Regions from separate parts of the Homo sapiens genome. Here region 2 is linked to region 1. The links are chromatin contacts, found by Hi-C or POLR2A ChIA-PET in ENCODE. All regions are on one chromosome and are shown on one strand. The core of a region is the stretch at or near the end of the contact, and the rest is flanking DNA. Distances in the headings are between cores, read along the strand shown.

The links. A loop is a pair of places that touch in the nucleus more often than their neighbours do. ChIA-PET counts read pairs that join two places held with the same protein, here RNA polymerase II (POLR2A).
Region 2: a map of breast epithelium shows a loop between it and region 1 (15-fold over the local background). The contact joins the promoter of SMR3B here to the promoter of TMPRSS11E in region 1. A Hi-C loop is called at or near these places in 1 of 168 maps with a recorded cell type or tissue (breast epithelium). POLR2A ChIA-PET finds 5 or more read pairs at or near these places in 1 of 52 experiments (activated T-cell).

The regions. Positions count from the first base shown.
Region 1 is chr4:68,445,657-68,449,624 of GRCh38, forward strand. It overlaps TMPRSS11E (transmembrane serine protease 11E), which reads left to right and starts at 1,807. Exons shown (of 10, transcript NM_014058.4): 1 at 1,807-1,867. The coding sequence starts at 1,857.
Region 2 is chr4:70,381,385-70,385,352 of GRCh38, forward strand. SMR3B (submaxillary gland androgen regulated protein 3B) reads left to right here and starts at 1,747. Exons shown (of 3, transcript NM_006685.4): 1 at 1,747-1,828; 2 at 3,113-3,180. The coding sequence starts at 3,127.

The DNA of each region.
Region 1 (3,968 bases), core at 557-3,056:
CAGACTGAACAAAGGCCATTAATATAGCAAGGAAGACATATTTTTAATATCTTTAGTCTGACATTCACTTGTCCTTTATTTACATATGCGTAATCTCTTAATTTTCTACAAATTGTAGCTTATACTCACAGAGTTTTAAAAAAATTCATGATAGCCCTCTCATTTTCTGTATCTACAATTCTAGGTTATATATTACCCTAAGTATACAGGTCCATAGGCCTATATAAAGAATTTATTTGAATTTGAAATCTTGATTTTGTGAAAGAAACAAATGTCTTGAGATTTTGTTAAAATAAGTCTGGCAAGTCTTGGCCCAAAGTTACACTGAGAGGGAATCTGTTTTCCTTTGAAAACAAAAGTATTATCAATATTTTCATAAAATGTGAGTATAAAATAGAACATAGTATTATTAAACCATATTAACATTTCATTGGCAGAGATTTCACTTTGTTAAAGGCTGTATAAGAACAGCTTAATCTCATAACCCAGAAGTTTTTACTGTTATTATTGCCTCTTTATTTTTGGCTAAAGTGTAATTTTTAAATGAGTATACAGAAACCTAATACTATATATTGAATGACTTTAAGTAAATAAATATCCATGCTATTCATCAGGATAAGTGACCTAGTGACCAGAATAAAAAGGATATATGTTGGTAGCCCCTAGCACAGTATGCCTCAGCACAGAGGTTTCTTGGGTTACTGCTAGTGAATGATTCCAATTCTTGGCCGTCTGATCCCACACATTACATAAATTCCAACTCCTGCATCTGTTTAGGTGAGCTGTTGGCTAAATGGATATGTAATGAAATTAAACAATATTTTTAAGGTGCTTTTTAGGATGGGTTATACCCCCTCTTTTTCTCCTCCTTTCCTTGCAACCTGCCCTCTACTCATTCTTTTTATGCATATTTTTGAGAGCCTGAATATGCTAGGAAGAGGGTTTCAGTCTGTTAAGAATTCACAACCTTGTGGAGTTGAGATACAATTAATAAAATTTCTAGTATAATGAGGTAAGTATTATGATACCATGAAAGCACAGAGGAGAAACACCTACTCTGTTTTGTAAGGATTAGGGAAAGCAATTTAGAGATTATACCTAACACAAACACACAGATATTTGCATAGTATGTGAGCACACGTTTAAAAAAATGTAATTTTCACCCTAGAAATAAGACAGTAGTGATTCAGCGTGAGTTGATATGCCTGTCTCCACTATAATGAAAGAAATATAACGTCTTAAGTATGGGTTGACATTTGCAAACTAACTGATTTTTCTAGAAGAATGATGCCACATAATTTAAAAATATTAATGCTTTTCTAATCTCTAGTGTATTTTCAATGGCTAACATAGTTAAAACCAAAGTGAAATTTTTATTATGTACATAATCGAATGCAAATTGTGTCAGGCTAGTTTAAAAAATATGAATGTCAGTCCTGGCTTGGCAATTTAATAACTATTTGGTTTTTGACCAAGTCATTTAACTTAATTAAACCTCAGTTTCTTCTCTGTAAACAAGAGAAGGTCAAGCAAGATAGTTTTAAAATTTCTTTCCAAATTTATACGTCTGACTTTTCTAAAAAATCTGGTTTACACTAATACTTAAAAGAAATTATCTTAAAACAATAAATTATAAATTTATTTTTTGCTCTTGCTCCCTGTAAAATTTGTCCTTGTCCTGCTAGTCACATATAGTCCCCACTACACCAGCCAAGACTTGTCAGACTGGTTCTGTTGAGATCATCAGTGACTTATTTCCTCACTTCAATTCAGCCCACAAAGTCATTGATAGAGCTGGATTCACACACTTGGATGTAGACCTCGACCTTCACAGGACTCTTCATTGCTGGTTGGCAATGATGTATCGGTGAGTTAGTTCCCTTTTTCTTTCTAGAAGTCTTAAGGTAACTTTTAGTTTAAAACAGTATGAGCCACACCAAGGAATGTGTAGATCTACAGTTTATTATTTTTTTAAATATAGAAACATATTTTTGAGATTTTACATAAAATTATGTCAAGAAAAAGATTTCTATTCTTTCTGTATTAGTGTTTCCTGTCCTCTTTTGTTGTATCCCATGTGTTTTTCTGTTTACTTTTAGAAGGTTTCTACACAATGTAAAGGTACATGGTGTTTGACAGCTGTCTTTTAGTTAGTTTGGCCATATGTTTCAAGAAAGATATAACATATTTTTAGCTTGGGCTTTGTTTGTCTTATTGAGAAACACTTTTATTTTAGAAGGTGTACATGAAAAAAAGTCTGAAATAATGCAGAAAAAAATGTTTATTTCTGTAAGTAGTTAAAAATTTAAAAACTCTAGATGTTTTGAAAGAATCAGAAACAACTGAAGAAAATAATATGACTAAATTATTATAGCCTGATTTAAAAAATAAATCCACTGATATGCCTGGCCATAGTCAACTTCTCCAAAGATAAGTCATGATCATTTTGAGGTTTTCTTTCAAAGTTAGAAACTAATCAGTAACAAGGTTTTGGGGTACTAGTTTTGTCTTTGAAAATAATTTTATCTCCTGATTAAAATTTATTTTCTCTGATTCTCATATTGGCATATCATTTTTTATTAGTTTTTACTTTGAGAACAGTTTGAAAATGTTAAACTTTGAATGAAATCTGTGGTCTTCATTTAACATGGAAAAACAGGTTCTGTCATCAGTTGAAAGTTCTACATACTTGTTATTAGAAGTTTAATACTCTTCTGTACATATCCATGAAGCAACTAAAAGCTACGGATACTAAACATTTTGTTGGGCTTATCAAGGCTCCCTGCCTTTTGCAAGTATTTCTTTACAACCAATGATGGTTTTGTATCCTATTCTCTTTTTCTCATTGACTTTACTATAGAAAACAGTGCTTCAAGAAAGCTTCCAATAAACTTAACATACTAAATAGATTACAAGCCTTATCTATGGTATATGTCAGAGATTTGGAATTTGGTTATAAATGTGTAGAGGCGGTATAATGTGGGAATACTGGAGTGAATTTTTCTGAGTGTAGTCTCTAATTTGAAGCAAAAGATGTGACTATTTTTAAAAATCCTGCTGCAGAATAGATGCAAATAATCTCTCATGGAAAAAACCAAAAACCAAAACCAACCATCTAACAAACAAAAACGTCTTCCTGATCTGAAGATTGTATGAAAGATGAAGCACATCTATGTTTGAGTGGGTCTAGATGAGATAAAATGTTAAGAGCATGTACTAGAGCAAAAAAGGATTAAGTTTATTATTCACATTTGCTGTCGTAAATGTGCCAACAGGAGTGTTATCGAGGAAGAGGGATAATTGAAATCCTAGGATATAAGTAGACAATTTCTTCTTAAGGTCATTGGTTTTAACTCAGAAAGAATACAAGAAACAGGTGGGGAATTTTATTAAATAGCATGCTCCTTCCTTTTCAGTCAGATTTCGGATAGCCTTCTCCCTGACTCTACCTGAATAAGAATCAGTTTTTTTTTTTTTTTTTTAGAATTTAAGGGTAGGAAAAAATTTAAACTGGGTAAGCATTATTCTTCTTGTACTGCCATTTTCTCCAAACTCTTATTTTGGACTATTCTTTGAGCATGAAGAGATCAACACATGAATTTTATAAACACACAACAGAAAGTTAAAGAAAACTCTATCAGGCATAAGTTTATAGAGAACAGATTTGGGAAGAGAAGAATGTGTCCATTAAATATATTTATTGGTCATAGGGGTGTATACTAACTGTATTTATCAGCAACCACTGAGAAGAAGTGAAAATAAGCAGACTGAATTTATAGGCATCGACATCCACACATATTGAGATGGCTGAAGGTGAAATGAGTAATATTCAAATGACACAAAATGGACAACTTTAATTTTTACCTAATAGGGTAAGCACTGTCTCTAAAAGTGTGGTCCGTAGACCCCTGCATTACAGTGCTTATTAAAAATAGGAATCTCCAGCTCTCATCCCAGAAATTCTAATG
Region 2 (3,968 bases), core at 497-2,996, 1.9 Mb after region 1:
CAATAAATGTAGGAGGGAGGGAGGGAAGGAAGGAAGGAGGGCAGGAGGGAAGGAGGGAAGGAGAGAGGGGAGGGAGGGGAGGGAGGGGAGGGGAGGGGAGAAAGGAAGGTTGGTTGTAAACTTCATGACCTAAAAATTATAAATATACACATTTTTCAAATGAAGAAATTGAAACACAATGAGATAAAATAGCTTGTCTCATATAACCCAGCAAAGAATTGTTGGTATTTGGCTTTGAAGTAGAATTACCTGACTATTAAGTTCACTTGATTCATCTCTACAGTGTACTGTAACATAAAGTTAGTTAAGTGTATGGTGATTATTAAGATTTGGGGAGCAACATGGAATGCTGGTTAAAAACTCACTCAGGCCCCTGTAGGGAGACTTAGGTCTTCACTCAGTGGGAAGACTTAGGTCAAGCCCCACTTAGCTAGTTAGCATCTATGTCATCTATGTGTACAACAGAGATAACAATAGAACTCATTTTATCCTGCCACGTGGAATATGCTAAAGGTTTAATAAGTAATAGCTGTTATTATTAAATAATAATGTGTCAAAACTACAGATTATAGGATCATCTAGCTTAGGAAAAATTATGCTCAAAGCCTAGATTTATCAAAAAAACAAGGCTGTAATTTTCCATTAGACATCCACTTCAAAGTCAAGATATCCGTATAATTTTGCCATAATCAAAAATTTTGCTTGTCATTATATTTTTATTTAATTAAATGTCTCAAGTTAATAATGGCAAGGACCACATGATTTTTAAAACACAGTTGTTCTCATTTAGTTCTTCACTGGCAAAAGGAACTTCCTAAAAAATGCATATATAAGGTCTTGTAAATAGTCTACTAACTTAAGATAATCACAAAGAAATGAAATATAGTTAAGACTGAGAAACTGCATGAACCTTCTGACTATTATCCCTCTTCCACCACTAGATTTTTCTTTCCTGCTTTTTTGAAACTTAGATCCAAATCTTAATAGCAGCACTCATTTTCATCATCCTTCAGAAACATCTACTCAATGAAGACAACTGTGAAAAACCATACATAGGATAAGATATATACAAACTTTCAAGCACAAAACAATAATACAATTTCATTATTTCAACCAAAAAATAGAAACATGAAACCCACAACATATAGCAAAGTGATCAAAACAGTCAAGTGAAATTTTAGATATTCTTTACATTACTGGCCATGCATCGTACCTGCGTGCATGTGTGTGTGTGTGGTATTTAGCAATATTTATTTAATTAGGCACTTTTAATTTTAATTATCATTTTTGTTCCCCTAGGTTCTCCTGATCATGTTAGAATTCAGTTTAAAAATATTTGTATTTCGCACATATGGAGGCCTTTGAAATAAAATAGAAAATATGATGAGACTAGCAAATAACAAAAGATGGCCCATTAAATCACTTGGAACAGAAAAAACTCGTGCCAGCTTTTCCTTTGAAATAAAGAGGAAATGGTGCACCACAGGCCCCAGATTGTTTTTCTGAGGTGATAGGATATTATGATTTGTTGTATCTGTTTCCTCAGGAAACAGCAAATGTTGAACAGGTCAATGCTTTTCAGGAATGAAAAAAAATCCAGAAAAAGACTGCCAAATTGGCAAGAACAACTTTCCTATCTTTGAAGAGCATCAACTCGGAAGTTATTTTATTTCCGAATAGCCTTTCTCTTATTGCCAACAGAAATCCATTACAATATATAAGAGCTAAGATTTCTTGTCCCTTTTCACCTTTATTTGCCGTCTTTCAACTGGCAAGAGTCATTTTGACCAGCAGATTAATCAACTGTAAGACAGATCCTCACACAAAGGTAGGTACTTGGAAATATAAACTGAATATTTTTACTTTGAATATTGAAATTTTTCTCAAAGATAACATTTTCAACGATAACATTTTATGGGCTTTTCATAGAACATTCATTATCAGCAAAAACATAAGTAGCTTACATGAAATTGTAAGTCATTAAATGCAATAAATTTTGAAAAATTCTGGTTTTTACAGGTCAGAGTAAAACATTCATGTTGGGCATTTGGGCCAATCGGTCCATCCAAGTACACAATTGACTTTTCCTCCTGATGTACCTTAAAGTTCTTGAAACTTCATAAGGATAGAATAGTCTCAGGTGTACTCTAAAAGACAGAATTGCTCTACAGAATATTTTTATTATTGGTTTTTCTTTTGTTTTTCAAACTTAATTTAAGAATGGATATAGGAAAAGTACTAGTTAAAGGAATAGCCACACCCACATATATATAATTGAATATCCAGTGAAATTTTGTCCATAGGATTCTTTCAAGACTTGCATTGCTCAGACCACACACTCAACCTATGTGCAGAGTTGACTAACAGGAAGCCAATTTGCACCATGGTGTATGGAGTTGCTTTCCCAAAAATCAAGCTATCATGTACTTGAAATATATTGTAAAATTTGACCCAATTGAGAGTAGAATACCTGGACATCTCCATGTTCTTGCCTTGGTCTCTGATATATGGATTTTTGGAAGCACTTTGAGACCACTCATCACAGCCTAAATTAATGTAATAGAATGTTGTTAAAACTAGGAAATATATTATGTGACTCTTCTTTTAGACTATATCCAACAGGGTGATTCCTTTTTTTTTTCCTTATTTTTAAGCTCTTCCAAGCAATAAAATTTGTAACATAAGATCTAGTTAAAATGTTAATATCTCAAACCCATCCATAGAAATCTATAATGTATCTACTATTTTTAAAATATCAAAATGTTCAAATGAAAATAAGTATACATTTTAAAGTAGTTACTTCTAAGGGAAAAACCTTAGTCATAAAAGCTTCTATTGCTCAGAGCAATGTATGAACAACTCTTTGGCATTATCCCCAGGATCAGTTTACAAGTCAAAAATAAAAACTACTTCCACTATTTTGAAGTCAAATTTTATAAGCCTACTAATATTGCCCCACAGTAATACTGAATTCAAAATAACATTAGGCAAATTCCCTAAAAATGCTATAGTAGGATATTTGTATTACATTATATCCAAGTGTTGAGACATTTTAAATAGTACTTTTTAATAAAAAACAATCATACTGATCACCTATTGTGCTTACTTTCAGAGGCAACTGAAAGGATGAAATCACTGACTTGGATCTTGGGCCTTTGGGCTCTTGCAGCGTGTTTCACAGTAAGTATCATTAATCACGATCACACTTCTTTATAGTTTCTCATTAACCATTACTTCAGATTTCTTTTTACATTAATGATGTTACCTTTTCTTATATATTAGTAACTATTAATCATCAATGAAACACTGTTTAGGGCTTAAATTTAAATTTAAAATCTAATTTAAATAACCACACATGTCTGATGGCTGCCATACTGGACAGCTCAAGTCTGTGGTATCAGACTGCATTAAACAGATACGTATAAATGTTAAGTTCCCATACTCTAGTCAGTTACACAGTAGGTAAAACTCTATAAAAATAGATAATCAAAATAAAACCGTTTTCCCAGCATGTAGTTTATGGATCATTTACACCAGAGTCACCTAACTCACTTATTAAAAATATAGTAAAGACCTCATCCAAGCTTCAATAAGAGTATCAGATAATGGGACCTGGAAAGATGCATTTTACTAAGGATCTACAAGTATCTTTGCATGCTAAATTTTGGGAGAATGCTAAGCATTTATATATAAACAGCTACTTTGTATACAAAACCAGGTTAAAGACAAATGAGATACTAAATATCATACAAAATTACAAAAATGTTTTTAAAACACACGTATTTCAAAGTAGTAGAATCATACTCGATTTCAAAGTAGTGTTAGATTAATTCCAGTGACAGAAAGAGAATATTAATTCCAGAGTAATTTCCACCAAAGTACTATAAAATCTATATCAAATTGAAAAATATGAAAGCTGTTTTTTTTAGATTATGACTTCCACAAATCAAGCAACATAAATTTACATC